Linked DNA regions of Homo sapiens: region 2 is linked to region 1. A link is a loop called in an ENCODE intact Hi-C map of the cell type or tissue named here. Cell type or tissue: PC-3. All regions are shown on one strand.

Region 1 (8,000 bases):
AGTGCCACCTACAGAGCCTCAGAATGAAGTGGGCACATATTAATTAAAATATGTTTCATCTCCAAATGACTATGACAGAAGCTATACTGATGAATATGACAACTAAATACAAAATAATACCGCAATGACTAGCAATGATTCAAATATTGTGCTCATGATGTTATCTTTCATCCATTTATTTAATAAATGGATTTATATAATGAGTGACGGGACTTCTATGTGTCAGAGTGCTGGTTAGGACAGGCCATGTTTCAATAAATTTACAACCCAGCAGGCACTGTTCCTATCAACTAATGAGATTTTTAAATTTAATATTTTTTGGTCAAAGCAAGGGAGTCTTCAAAATTACCAAAAAATATATTTGGTAAGGAAACAGTAAACAGAACCAATTATTCCTTCTTGGTTGAGTTAAGAAAACACGCTTTGTGCTTACACTTCCCATAGTGATCAGGGATTTCTCACCCCTTGAATTTCTGTAGCATAAATTGTTGACGTCTCTTCACTTCCCTGTCTCATTTCCTTGCCCAGGTGGTGAGCCCTGTGCATGAGCCTCTGCCTGACTCATCTTTGTATCTGCAATGCCTCACACATGCCTCATATCTCCCCGCCAGGCAAGCAGTGTTAGTGAAAACAGGATGTCATCAGTTCAGTAAAGAAGAGATTGACAACAAACTGTGAATAGAAAAGTCAAATAGGAATGCATTGGCCTTTAAAAAAATTATTTTCCAAATTATCCTATAGTAAAGTTGACTTTTTTCTTTGATGTACAGCTCTATGGATTTCCACATATGTATAGATTTGTGTAACCACCACAAAGAGGATACGAAACAGTGCCATAACCCCCCAAAGCTTCCCCATGCTGTCCCTTTATATTCACCCCTCCCTCCACCATAATCCCTGGCAATCACTAATCTCTTCTCCACCATTGTGCTTTTGTCTTTTGAAACTGGCATCTCTTACTCAGCACAGAGTTATCTAAGTTGTTCTTTTTTATGACTGAATAGTGTTCCATCATATGTGGTATCACAGTTTATTTACCCTTTCACTCATTGAGGGACATTCAAGTTATTTTCAGTTTGAAGCTACTGTGTAAAAAAAAAAAAAAAAAAAAAAAAAAAGCTACTCTGAAGTTTTGTTTATCAGTTTCATGTGAACATACATTTTCATTTTCCTGGGGTAAATACTCAGGATCGGCCTTGTGGAGTTATAGCGTAGATGTATGTTTCACTTTATAAGGAAACTGCCAAGCTATTATCCAGAGTTGCTGTAGCATTTTCCAATTCCAGCCATCATGTATGTGAATTCTACTTACTCAGCATCCTTGTCAACACTCTGTGTTGTCAGTATTTATTTTGGACATTCTTTTTTTTTGACGGAGTCTCTCTGTTGCCCAGGCTGGAGTGCAGTGGTGCGATCTTGGCTCACTGCAACCTCTGCCTCCCGCGTTCAAGCAATTCTCCTGCCTTAGCCTCCAGAGTAGCTGGGATTACAGGCGTGCGCCACCACGCCCAGCTATTTTTTTTTCTTTTTCTATTTTTAGTAGAGATAGGGTTTCACCTTCTTGGCCAGGCTGGTTTTGAACTCCTGACATCAGCTGATCCACCTGCCTCGGCCTCCCAAAGTGCTGGGATTACAGGTGTGAGCCACCACGCCTGCCCTTATTTTGGACATTCTGATAGGTGTGTGGTTGTAGCTCACTGTTGTTTAAATTCACATTACCTTAATGGCTTGTGGTATTAAACATCTTTTCTCGTACTTTATACAGCAGTCCCCTCTTATCCAAGGTTTTTCTTTTTGCAGTTTCAGTTACCAGCAGTCAACTGTGTCCTGAAAATATTAAATAGAAAATTCCAGAAACAAACAATTCGTAAGTTTTAAACTGCACACTGTTCTGAGCAGTGTGATGAAATCTTGCGCAGCCCTGCTCCGTGGGACATGAATCCCCTCTGTCCAGTGTATTCATGCTGTATAGGCTACTTGCCTGTTAGTCACTGAGTAGGCATCTCACTTATCAGATTACTGTCACCACATCCATCGCATAGTCATTTTATCATCTCACATCATCACAAGAAGAAGAGTGAGTGCAGTATGAGATGAGGGAGAGACCACATTCACATAACTTTTATTATAGTAAATTATTATAATTGTTTTATTATGAGTAGTTATTTAGGGTTCAGTACGATCCACAGTTTCAAGCATCCACTGGGGGTCTTGAAATGTATCCCCTGTGGTTAAGGAGGCGATGGTGGGGGAGTCTCCTGTGTCTTCTTTGGTGAAGCATCTGTTCAATCTCTTTGTTCATTTTTAATTGGGTTATTTGATTTCTTATTGTTGAGTTTTGAGAGTTTGTTATGTAATCTGGATATAAAGTTCTCTGTTAGATAGGAGATTTGAAAATATTTTCTTTTAGTCTGTGGCTTGTCTTTTTATTCTCTTGGAAGTGATTTAGCAGAGCAAAAGTTTTTGATTTTGATAAAATTTCATTTTTTCTTTTTTGTATCATGCTTTTGCATCATTTAAAATTCCTTTCCTAATCCCAGATAATGAAGATATTTTTCTATGTTTTCTTCTAAAAGTTTTACAGTTTTATGATGAATACATTGCCTTTTGATGAACAAAGAAAATGGGCTACTTGATAATAGATTTCCTTCTTGGTGGTGTAGTTTGCCCTATTGATTTTGGAGAGTTGTAGGAGCCTTCTGGACAGGGCTGCATGCCTGGGAATGTCTCTTGCATCACACACAGGCAGAACCGCAGTCTGCTATCCACCATCAAATATTCAAAAATAGTCTGATAAGCAAGTGTTTTTTCATGTGTGCTAGAATCATATGATGATAATGCCTGATCTGAACCAATGCGAGACTACTTTTGTTTATTTTATCCCTACTGATGTGACCACCACACATTCAGTAATAGAACTCTTCATGTGTTGAATTAGGGGTCCTACTCCAGTCCCTGATCAGAGTATTCCACAATATTCAATGTATAGACTGTGTTACATATCTACCGTCTGAAAATTCTGAATTCTGAATAGTGGATTTGTTCACAAGGGTTTCAGAAAGAGGATTGTGCATCTGACATTTAAATGGTTCTTGTGATATGATAGTTCTCATAGTCGCAACGAGGAAGTCTTCTTCCAGTGTCCCCAAACCTGGCCAGAAGTTCACATTAATTTGACTGAGGATGGAAAGAGGGGTCACTATATTTACTACATTATTCAATCCAAATTAATATGTTTCTCTCATGACAAAGGAGGTTTCTTGATATCTTTTCCCATTCTTCTTTCTGGTGATAAAACTACTGACCAGTCAGCCTCTAAATATTGGAGAAGGCCTTGACTTTCACATGATGATGTATGTATATGAGTACACACATCGGTTAGAAACAGGATGGGAGGCCAGGGTTAGACCCAAGCAAGGACACCCCAGCCCTCTGCTTGCCAGGACTGGGATGCTGTGTGTCCATCTGGGCCAACTGGAAACAAGAAGAAAGACAGGGCTTGTGGCATGATTTGGGGCAGCCTGTGCACAGTGGCTGGCACAGAGCAAAGGCCCAATAGAAGTTAAGCAAAGGGCATTCTGACCACGATGTCTGGTCATTTCAGGTGTGACTGTGCCTATAATTGTACCATAAGGAATTCAGCCCATGCGACTAAGCTATGCCTTTCTCTGTAGTAGCTTAATGGGAAATCAGGGCATCTCCGGCACTGTAGTGTGTCACTTCATCAGACATAGAGCCAACTCACACATTTGTCCTTCTGATGCATGTCTTTCCTCCTCCTTTACCGATGCAAGTAGAGTGAGAACCCATGCTATGATTCCACTCCCTGTCTAAAACCAAGTGTACTCTGAGAAAGTTAGAAACTATTCTGTATCTGCTTCCAGAAGCTTATCTCAAGACTTAAAAATTGAAGAGAATAAAATTAATAGCCAGGAGTAACAAAAAAATAGAGAGATTTTAGCTTGCCATTTCTTTAAGTTATGTATTTTTGTCTTGTGAGGTTCAATTTGGAGAAAAGCACTTAGACACGAGGCAGGGTCGGTTCAGGGGCAGGGCCATATTTAAAAGCTCAAAATGCTTGCTTTTGTGGTGACAAAGGAATCGACACTTCTTTTTTCTTCCCCAAAGGAAACAGAAGCTTATTATCCTGACAGAGGAAATGCAGAAATTTGTAGGTGGAGATTAACCCTTACTCCCAAACACTGAGGCTCCTGTTCAACTTCTTGCTTAAGAGATTTTAGTAACTTTTAAAAATTCTTAGCATGCTACATTGGTTGGCTCTCCAAATAATTCAGAAAACTTGTGACCTGAAGCTTTCATGGAGTTGATGTAACTGTTCTGGAAATCTCTTGACTTGAACTTGAGACTCACTCACACACAGCTGCAGTATGTCCACCATCAACAGCAATCTGTACCCAGAAAGCAGTGGGAAATGGGGAAAAAACAAGAGACAACCTCAAAGAAATCTAGGTCTTTCCTGAGCTGCAGTTCTACATATTGACCACCAGGTGTCTATCTTCACACAAGCAGTCTTGCTTGGATGATGGTGTACTACTTGACTGTGGGATTATTTTAAAAATGAAAGCAATTTTTTAGATATGGGTATATATGTAAGTATAAATGTGCAAATGTAAAGTGAAGTCTCAAAGCCAAACTTAATAATTTACAATTCCTTATCTAAGTAGGATAATCAATTGAACCTTGTGTTGATCTTCTAAAGTTGTTTGGAAAAACTAATTGGGGGAGTAAATGGCCAATAGATTTGGGGAATGGTGAAAAAAAAATTGTCCTCTTCCTAAATTTTATCATGCTTTTTTTTTAAATTTCAAGATTCTTAGCATGCAAACAGGTGTATGTTCCCAGGAACATGGTTTTTGGTAAAAACAGACGAATTGTATTCTGAGCTGGCTTCTGTACTCTGTAGTTCAATTTCATAGTTCAGTTTCTATTGTAGCTTATTTTCCAGTTTCAATTCTAGGCCCTGATACAGGTGAAAAATATCTCTACCAGGAAGTGCAAGAATAAGATTTGACTTTTTTTGTCCCATAATTGGAAGTGACATTATAGTAGAATTAGATAACTCCAGTAAGGTTTAGGATGCACAATTTATGCATTTATGTCAATCTTAGAAAAGAAGTGCTCTTTTGGTCTGTAAAGAAAGGTCACCAGATTAAACAGTTTCAGGGATATCTTTTATATCTCTCTACTTTTGTTTGTTGTTCATTTGTTTTGTTTTGCTTTAAGTTACCCAAAAAATAGTTTCCATAATTTTAGGAACCTTCTGTTTTCATTCTCTTCCTTGCCAAAACATGGAGGTCCCTGAGAGCCCTAGAGGCCCTTTATATCTTTAAATAAATTATATATAGAAGAGACTTAAAAAAATTACCTAGTACAGAAGTACTTTAAGAGAAAGAACTGTACCATCCTATGCAACTATTTTAGTGAGGCCTGAGGAGGAAGAAAACATAAATATATTACATCAAAGCACTGCGTGGAGACTGAAGACTTTCCTTTTGGTTGTTATTTTTAAGTTTTATTTGGTTTCATTTATTGTTTTGATACCTTTGAAACATTAAAATAAGTTTCTCCGGTGACTATATCTATCAAGCTCTTTATTGGGTGGTGCTCTCACCAATGTTGGCTTCTCATTTCTGTTCCCTCAAATATTTATAGACAATGCTTACTAAAGCTCAGTTTGTTCCCAAATTTTGTGTTTTTTGTTTTTTCTTTTCTTTTTTCTTTTTTTTTTTTTTTTTTTTTTGAGACAGAGTCTTGCTCTGTCGCCCAGGCTGGAGTGCAGTGGCGCGATCTTGGCTCACTGCAAGCTCCACCTCCCGGGTTCACGCCATCCTCCTGCCTCAGCCTCCCGAGTAGCTGGGACTACAGGCGTCCGCCACCATGCCCAGCTAATTTTTGTATTTTTAGTAGAGACGGGGTTTCACCATGTTAGCCAGGATAGGATGGTCTCGATCTCTGACCTCGTGATTTGCCCGCCTTGGCCTCCCAAAGTGCTGGGATTACAGGCGTGAGCCACCACGCCTGGCAATTTTGTGTTTTTAACACTATTTTTTACAATACGTTCATTTGTTCATTAATTTGATCAAACTTTTTATTACTCACTGTGAACTTCATGCTGTGAATAGAATAAAAATGATTAGGAACCAGTCTCCTCTCTCAAAAAGCTATTAAGCCAGTGAAAAGAATTTTGTGAGCCATCTCCTAAATACACTTCTGGATCCTATTGAATAACGTGGAAATATGTTACGCTGCAGGCATTTGTGAAATAAAACAAATTTCTGTTTTATGTCATGTAATGTGCTTTCAATATAAAATTGTTATGTTTAGAGAGCATCGTCACTACAATACATGAAATAATAAGTCATGTTTTTGCAATGGAGGTGAAACATAGTGATCTACATGTTTACATAAAATTACCATGCAAATTATATCTCCAATATTATTTATTAAACTAATGGATGTGAGCAGAGAGGTAAGGACTGATATCAATGTATCTATTATATGAAGAGGAAAATAAAAATTCACTTTGCAAAATTATTTTCACTTGGCTTTAGTTGTCTGGATATAATTATTTTACTTTTATTATTATATTTAAGTCATTGCATCTGTTTCCAAAATGTTCTGTAATGGAAGTATTAACAGGAAGCAAGTTCTGCAACTGAAACCGCTTTCTCTCCTACCATAGCATCTATGGTGATGAATGAACATAGGAAAAGAAATAAAAGCAGTAGAAATCTGGAAGGAAAACTTCTAAATGCTTAGGTTAACTGTGGCTAGAATGAAATGGAGAGGAACCACCTCTCTGTTTCCTTTGAAAACTATTCTTAAAAATCCCAGAGTGCATGTTATAACAATTGCCAAAAGGCTAAATGAATGGGTTTTTCATTAGGCAAGATAAAATGGTGGAGAAAAATTTGTTTTTTTTTTTAAGGATGTCAATACTGGTCTAGTTACTATGCTTTGAAAAGAAATCCAACAGGTTCATATTGCTTCATAAAACTGTGAAAATAACAAGCCTGCTTAAGTGGAAAGGGCCCCTTTAAAGTCTGAAAGATAACTTCAAGGTCAAGGAAGTTCTTTGTATTCTTTCATTTATTTGCTGAGCTCTGACTAGTTTGCTGACTATAAACCTTTACATTCATCTTGCTATTTTCCACTTAAGGTGGTCATTTGTTTATTAATTCACTAAATATTTATTGAATGTCAGCCAGCATTCAATAATGGGCATGTAAATTAACAGATATGGGTCTTACCATCAAGGGGCTCCTTATCTAATGTGATAGCAAATGGGTCCCTCAACTCATTAAAAATATCGAATTATTGAATTATAATAATGTGAACACAATTTCAGCAGTTCAGAGGGTTGATCCTGACAATCACCCATAAGTGGATATTTAAGCTTGTCCATAGTGTTTAACTAGTTTTTTGATAGCCATGAGGTGGTAGAAGGCATTTTAGGAAAAAATAAAGAATACCATGAAAAATCATACAGCATGTAATTATATGCTTGCAGACAAAGCGTAGAATAATGTAGCTGGAGCATATGTGCATGGAACAAAAGTAGCAAGAGATGAGGACAGAAATAGTAAATTAAAACTAGGTTACGATAATTCTTGATAGCATTACAAGGAGCAAAGAACTCATTATGTAATAACTACATTTACAGAATACAGTTAAAAAGAAAAAAATCCTACATCACAACTTTATCACTGAGGACTCTTCAAATTCTAAGTAACTGAGCACCTAGGCCAAATAGCTTAAACAAAAAGAGAACTAATTGGTTTGCATAAATGCATGTGTAGACTTCAGGCATAGCTTAATTCAATGACCAAATGACATCACCAGGACCAATCTCTCTGTCCTGGGTTTGCTCCATACTAGGGATCTTGGTATTAATGCCTTACCTCACTTTGTTGCCATGACCTTAAAAGCACACTTTGAGACTGACATTATCCAGATGGTAGAGTATGAAGCCCCAGACA
Region 2 (8,000 bases), 400 kb after region 1:
CCACCTGGGGATGTCATGTTTCATATACTGGTCAGTCTCAGCAGCCCTTTGGTATTTGGAAAAGCAGAGGGAGAAGCAGCAGCCCATGCAATTTCTACCCAATTTGTGTGGGAGAAATGTCCCAGACTTAGTGGAAGAAGGGAGGAGGCTGAGATAAGTGACATTCAAGAATGACTTTCAATCAAAAACAACTTAGTGCTTGATAATACTTCGTGTTTACATCAAGATTTTTAGTTTATTATGTGCAAAATTAAAAACAGTAGTTAGAAACTAGATATTGATGGAGCATACCTCAAAATAAAGAGAGCCGTCTATGACAAACCCACAGCCAACATCATACTGAATGGGCGATAGTGGGGAGCATTTCCCTTGAAAATTGGCACAAGACAAGGATGCCCTCTCTCACCACTCCTGATATTCAAAGTAGTATTGGAAGTCCTGGCCAGGCCAATCAAGAAAGAGAAAGAAATAAAGCCCATCCAAATCGGAAGAGAGGAAATCAAACTATCCCTGTTTGCAGCTGACATGATTCTATATCTAGAAAACCCAAAAGTATCAGCCCAAAAGCTCCTCAAACTGTAACTTCAGCAAAGTTTCAGGATACAAAATCAATGTACAAAAATTACTAGCAATTCTGTACACCACTAACAGCCAAGCCAAGAGCCAAATCAGGAACAAAATCCCACACACAATTGCCACAAAAAAAGAAAAAAAAAATCCAGGAATACAGCTAACAAGAAAGGTGAAAGATCTCTACAGTGAGAACTACAAAACACTGTTCAAAGAAATTAGAGATGACACAAACAAATGATAAAACATTCCATACTCATGGGGAAGAAGAATCAATATCATTTAAATGGCCATACTGCCCAAAGCGATTTATAGATTCAATGCTATTCCTATCAAACTACCAATGACATTTTTCACAGAATTAGAAAAAAACTATTATATTTTAAAATTCATATGGAACCAAAAAAGAGCCCAAATAGCAAAGGCAGTGCTAAGCAAAAAGAACAAAGCAGGAAGCATCATACTACCCAACTTCAAAATATACCACAGGACTACAGTAACCAAAGCAGCATGGTACTGGTACAAAAACAGACACATACAACAACGGAACAAAATAGAGAACCCAGAAATAGAGAACACCTGCAACCATCTGATCTTCAACACAGCTGACAAAAGCAAGCAATGAGGAAAAGACTCATTCAATAAATGGTGCTGGCATAACTGGCTAGCCATATGCAGAAGATTGAAACTGGACCTTTTCCTTATACCATATACAAAAATTAACTCAAGATGGATTAAAGACTTGTAAAACCCAAAACCATAAAAACTCTCGAAGACAACCTACACAACACAATTCTGGGCATAGGAAAGGGCAAAGATTTCATGACAAAGACAACAAAAGCAATTGCAACAAAAACAAAAATTGGAAAATTGAATCTAGTTGAACTAAAGAGCTTCTGCACAGCAAAAGAAACCATTAAAAGAGCAAACTGACAGCTGACAGAATGGGAGAAAAGTTTGGCAAGCCATGCATCTGACAAAGGTCTAATATCCAGCATCTATAAGGCACTTAAACAAATTTACAAGAAAATAAAACAACCGCATTAAAAGTGGGCAAAGGACATGAACAGATAATTCTCAAAAGAAGACCTACATGCAGCCAACAAACATATGAAAAAAAGCTCAACATCACTGATCATTAGAGAAATGCAAATCAAAACCACAATAAGATACTATCTCACATCAGTCAGAATGGCTATTATTAAGAAGTCAAAAAATAACAGATGCTGGCGATGTTGTAGAGAAAAAGAAATGCTTACACACTGTTGGTGGGAGTCTAAATTAATTCAGCCATTGCTGAAGACAGTGTGGCAATTCCTTAAAGACCTAACAACAGAAATAATGTTCAACCCAATATCCCATTACTGGGTATTTACCGAAAGGATATAAATTGGTCTATCATAAAGACATATGCATGTGTATATTCATTGCATCATTATCACAATAGCAAAGACGTGGAATCAACCTAAATGTCCATCAATGGAAGACTGGATAAAAAAATGTGGTACATATACACCATGGAATACTATGCAGTTATAAAAAAGGAGATCATGTTCTTTGCAGGAATGATAGAGCTAGAGACCATTATCCTTGTCATACTACTGCAGGAACAGAAAATCAAATACCACATATCCTTACTTATAAGTGGGAGCTAAATGATAAGAACACATGGACACAAAGAAGGGAACAACAGACACTGAGGCCTACCAGAGGGTGGAGGGTACGGGGAGGGAGAGGAGCAGGAAAAGGTAACTAATGGGTAGTAGGCTTAGCACTTGGGTGATGAAATAATCTGTATATCAAACCCCCATGACACAAGTTTACCTATATAATAAACCTGCACATGTACCCCTAAACCTAAAATAAAAGTTTTTTTAAAATAAAAATAAAAGAGCAGTTGGGAACTTGGTAATAGAATCACAAAGTCTTGGATTTGAATCCCAGTATGGTATACGTACTCCGCAAACTTAAATTTCCTCATCTGTACAATGGATAACAATCACACCTACATCAAAGGGATTGAGGAAAACTAACCCGTGTAAAGCAGTGCCAAGCACATAGTAAGCACTCCATGAATGCTGCTGAGATGTGGTGTTACTACCATATTTCATTAGTAAGGTCATAAGACTTGAAGAAGTTAAATGCACTCACTGAAAGTCATACAGATATAAGTAAAAAATCTGAAACTGGAGCCCCATATTCTAATGTCATGCGTAATACTCTTTTTTGCAATGATTTCCTAGTTCACTGTTTAAAATCAAAACTTTTATAATACCATTAGTGCATTTTAATTGTATTTAATATAACCCAAAATAAAGCAAACATCCCTGGTGCCAAAAACCCAAATGATATGTAACACTGATCTTTCATTTCACTGACAATTTCTGGACAGATTCAAAAGGAAAGATGACAATCATGTAGGTAAAAACACTGGGAAAACCACACAGGATTTTAGTCCTCTGGCCTCCTCCCTCCCCTCAAGTACTGTTTGGGGCCAACGCATGACCAATGTCACTTCCTGTCACTGAGTCATCATCATAGATTAGCATCACTAAACGTAACTGTTCCAGGAGGAGCTCAGGAAAGAAAATTCTCTCAGCTTCACTTTGAAATTGGCTCCATCTCATAATAAATACTTTCCAAACTCATCGAGAGAGGTTATAGAAGAGTTAATGTCCCCAAAGAGCTTCATTTATTTTACAGATTTATGAAATAGATCTTCTTGCCAAGGCCTCGTGTACCTTTCTTTTTTTACTAAAGGTGACACAGAGTTTCTCCGAAAATAAAACTGACTCTTCCAGATGCTTAAATCGAGGGTCATGAGTCATCCTGGCTGCCCAGTGTCACTGAAGACATAGCTCTAGGAACCTATGCAACTTCTTAACATAAAAGCTTTGACAGCATTTTGGCACCCTCCCTTAATATACCTGCCCAAAAAGCTGAGGATTTGGTTTTTACCATTTTCACAATAGCTTCAGGTCAGTTAGGCTTGGGTCCATCATTCCTGACCAATAGTTTTTACAACTAACTTTTGAGTTTGCCAAAGGCTTGTCACTAAACAAACCCTGAGCTCTCATCATGGGCTGAGCACTGGACTAGGCACGCAGAACAGCTGAATCAACATGTTTTTGAAATTCACCATCCAGAAAGGGAGAGAGATGTAATTTTAAGCTGCATTCTATTATTTACCAAAAGTGTGAGCAGAGCACTGAGGGAGTAGAGACAGGAGAAACTACTTTGTCATGGGCATTACCAGAGGCTTTCCTGAGGAGGCAGCCTTTGGGCTGGGTGGTTTAGAAAGACAGCTAGCTAGGCATAGAGGCATAGGACATTCATGACAGATGAAACCACGTGTGCAGGGCATGGAGGAGTGAAAGAGCACAAGGTAGAGGGTCTTTTGAAGGGTGGAGACAGCATTCTAATGCGGAGGGACATGGTGGGAAGGTGATAAGAGATGAAGCACATTTAAAATTTGTTAAAATGTGGTCCTTTTGGTAATAGTAACACCATGACTGATAAGTTGTTTAGCAGCTTATTGATAACTTGTGTCTGTAGCCCTGCCCATCTTCCACAGCTAATCACCACAAGGACACATCCACTGGGTTTCTCCTCCACTGGAATAGTGCTCTCACACACATGCACACACACACACACGCACACACACACATGCACACACACACACATGCACACACACACCATATACCATCTTCAAGCTCACCTCCCCTCAGGGCTGCAGCACCTCTCCACCAAACTGGAATCTGGGACACCAGTGTCTTTCCAACTGCTAACTCCAATGTTAATTTCTCAGTCTTGGTCTCTGCACCATCCACTCTCTTGTCTTCTCTGAAATTTCTTACCATCTTGACTTCTGGGTACTACTGCTGTCTTCTGGCTATGGTCCAGCATCCCTGGCTGCCCCTCTAGACTCTCCTTATTCACTCTAATTGTCTTTCTTTTCACCTTCTGGATCTCCTTTCTAGATGCTCCTGAGTGCCAGCTCTCATCCCCAACCCTCTGAGTGGAGTCATGACCCAAATACACATCTGTAACTGAGCTCCTCCTCCTCCCAAATCTGTCTCCCATCATTTCCTCGTGTGTGCATGTGTGTACAGCATTGCTATTTCTATTCATCCAGTGTTCTCCTTCACCAAAATCCAGTCTGTTTCAGGTGCTGTCAAATTGAACACCCTACTACCAGTAAACCATCTCTTCTTCTCCTTCCCCATCTACCCTGCCCTAGTGCCTCATCAATTTTCCCTCAGATAATTCCAGCAGGCTCTGAGGCTTTCTTTTATCCAGTGCTGGTGGCTTCTTCTATCCAGTATTAATACAGAGACCAAATGAAGTTTTGAAGTGTAAATATGATCGTATCAGTCTTCTACTTGAAATCCCATCTTCAAATGGAACATACAAACCCATATGTGGCAATCCATATTAGTCTAGCCCTCACTTATCTGATAATCAACCTCCCCACTTGCCCTTAATGGGCTAAGCTATTTTAAGCTTTCATGCTCCTGCCCCTCCCCATACCCAAAGCAACTTCCATTCTTGATTCCATCCTTCTCTCCCAGCAAAACAAAATCATCTCAGGCATCCTCTGAGAGTCCTGCCTGACCCCCTCCACCTCCAGCTTACTGTCCTATGTATCCAAGTAACACACTATGTTATCTTCCACCCAGACACTAAGGAATGGGCAATCACTGCCTGATTAGACCATGATGCCCCATCATCAGAGGCTAAGGGTGTCTCTGTATTCCAATCAGGTGAACACTCAAGTCATATTTGAGTAAATAAATAAATGCATATTTCCACAGAAACTTGGCGATCAAGTTCTCTAATGCTAGTGTTCAGCTGCATAGGGCTTAAGTATATTCTCTGGGCTGGCTAGGAAACCTAACTACCATTTATAATTTTGTCTCTATGGGAAAATGCAAGGACAGTTCCAGATGAACCAGTTACAAACAATTTGGAACAAAGCTCATTTGTAAATTGAGGATTTACTATATTTATCTGTTCACATTTCTGCTAGGTTTGAAATTGGTCTATCATCTTTCCCTCTTGGTTAACAAGGTATGAGAGTAGTGAGAACATTAAGATACATCTAACACTAAGTATTCTTTGATCAAACTTGTGGGTGTTTAATAAACACTCATGAGCTGGATATATTGGCATGGACTATAGCCACCCTTCCCAAGTAGTTGCTTAGACATTTCTTTTATATTCTGGTCCTGTATTCATGTGATCCTATTTAGAAAAACCTGACATTTGGAAATCCAAACTTAGAAACGAGATACATTCAGGGGTTGTGACTCAGGTTACAAAATAATTTTTCACTTTTGAAATTTAATAGTGACTCACTCTGTTCATTAAAGAGCAATAAAATATTATCATGTAACTCTGAAAAGAAACAGAGAATTTAAGAGCAGAATTGAGGCTAGATATATTTGCAGTCATGAGCACTTCTTTTGAAAACACCATAATTTACCACCCCCCTGCAAACACACACCCCATTTGGGATTTATTCTTGTGGCATTACAACTCTCCCTCTACCAAGAAGCACAACAAAGACCATCTGAGTAGGAAGCAGATGTGTATCTTCTGGAGCTTAACACCCTTGGCTCAAATCTGACGGTGAAAATTTACAGCCCTTAAAATATATTGTACTGTGGTGGCTGTGACTGGGAGGCCTCCTCCCCATCTGAGGGAGTAGGGTTGCTAAAATGTTAGTGGCCAAAGGGGGCTGGTGCAGGGAGGAAGGAGACTGATTCTTCACTGGGAGGAAATGAGCCAGAGATTATCAGTGGATGATATAATCAAAAATTCATATACCAGTATCCAAGTTTTATTACACTACTGAGGAAAACAGCTCATTTATATTGGATTTCCTGTCCTTTTTTTCTTAATAAGAAGAATCACGTATCTATGAGTCATCACAATTATTATAGTTTTAACAGGACATTTTATTGTGATAATGCATATGACTTTTTTTCAAAAAGAACTATAAGGAGATATAAAATAATTGCATAGCTCCTAATTTATTGACAGAATAGTTCAAAGATGTGTTGGTATATTTTTCTCATTTGTAAAGTTTCTTGAAATAGCTTTGACTATTTCCAGTAGGCACATATCTCTGTTTTATAGTAACATTCAAAAATTAATAAATAGGGAAAAGTCACTATGGGAATACACTGTAATAAAGACAAATAGAATCCATACTTCAAAAGTTGGCAAGAGCTAACAGATATGCTCTCATTTTTTTATTTTTGTAATAAAATGTTCTGTATTCAGAGTTATTTCTTTCCTTGTTATTTTTCTTGTCTTGAGTAGGAACCATAAATGCTTCAACAAACAGAAAGTAGATTGGATGCTCAGTTAGTGTTAACTAAAATTTTTTTATGAAGTGCCTCTTAATGCTAATATGACATAATATTGTTTCAATGGAAAAGTTCAATTTGTTTTCTACAAAGATCATTTATGCAAATATTCTATGAAACATTATAACCATCAATAAGTCCTTACTGAGTGTCCAGTACTTAGGAGTCACACTGAAAACAATAAAAGGGTAGAATGACTCATACAAAGATGGAGTTACTTTTCAAAGGACAGAAGCATACTTATCAGACAAAGTAAAAATTGAGCATTTTCAAAGATGTATCACCAAATCAAAATTAAAACCTGACTTAAACTTTAGGATTGCATGCAAATTGCCCTCAATCGATTGACACCACATTCCTTGCAAACAAATCTACAATTTTTCTCCAGCCTAACATTATTGTAGAGTGCAATAACTAAATCCAGTTTCTGAGAAAGAACAGATCTTGGAAAGTGTCATGAATAGAAGATCTTCTGGACAGCAGGCTTAGAAACACAGACATTAAAAATGCACTCTGGTCTACACCCAAAGAAGGTGTAACATATTTGTTATCAGTACAGCCTCTGCTTGGATTGGTTTTTGCAGAAGTGGGATGGCTTACCGGGGTCAACCACAGTACCCCCATGGTTTGACTTGGGATGATCTCATACACTTTGTCTAGGGAGCTGGCCAGTGCTGACTGTATAGAGTGAGACTGAAGAAACTTACCTGGAGATTGAACCATTGTTCCCCTAAACTCCGTGGCCTAACTTACTGCTCATCAGCCATAGAGAGGACATACAGAGAAAGGAAAACATGACACCAAATGAAATAAAAATAAGTCACTACCCAGGAGAGCTTGGAGAGATAGTCAATCGATGTGACACATGTAAAAAAAAAAAATGTCCTTTCACAAACTCACTGAATATGATGAAATCCAGATCAGGTTATATAAATTTTTCCCTGGTTAAGTCCCAACTCTTACATCAAAAGGTCCAATCATATTTCAAACTGAAATATGTTATCAGCAAACTAGCAGAAAAAAAGATCAACAGAACAGTTTACTCCATTTGTGGTC

Evidence for each region. Hi-C counts contacts between places; a loop is a spot of excess contacts. Peaks named below come from ENCODE experiments on the same cell type or tissue, not always from the same donor. Only the 100,000 strongest peaks of a DNase experiment are listed, where the experiment ranks them.
Region 2: a loop joins it to region 1, with 3 times the contacts of the local background. A loop is called at or near these places in 5 of 110 quality-filtered maps.

The regions. Positions count from the first base shown.
Region 1 is chr1:221,432,116-221,440,115 of GRCh38, reverse strand. The region is part of intron 3 of LOC105372932 (a long non-coding RNA gene); the gene reads right to left. Among named protein-coding and RNA genes, the nearest start is that of LINC02817, 100 kb to the right of the region's middle. RefSeq lists an enhancer at 1-412. In PC-3, a CTCF peak has its summit at 4,509 (motif pointing right); DNase peaks (open chromatin) are centred at 555, 1,995 and 4,505; H3K4me3 peaks cover 483 bases; H3K27ac peaks cover 3,487 bases.
Region 2 is chr1:221,031,154-221,039,153 of GRCh38, reverse strand. No RefSeq gene overlaps it. Among named protein-coding and RNA genes, the nearest start is that of HLX-AS1, 160 kb to the right of the region's middle. In PC-3, no CTCF peak of the experiment used is centred here; DNase peaks (open chromatin) are centred at 3,083, 3,393 and 6,343; H3K4me3 peaks cover 1,731 bases; H3K27ac peaks cover 4,450 bases.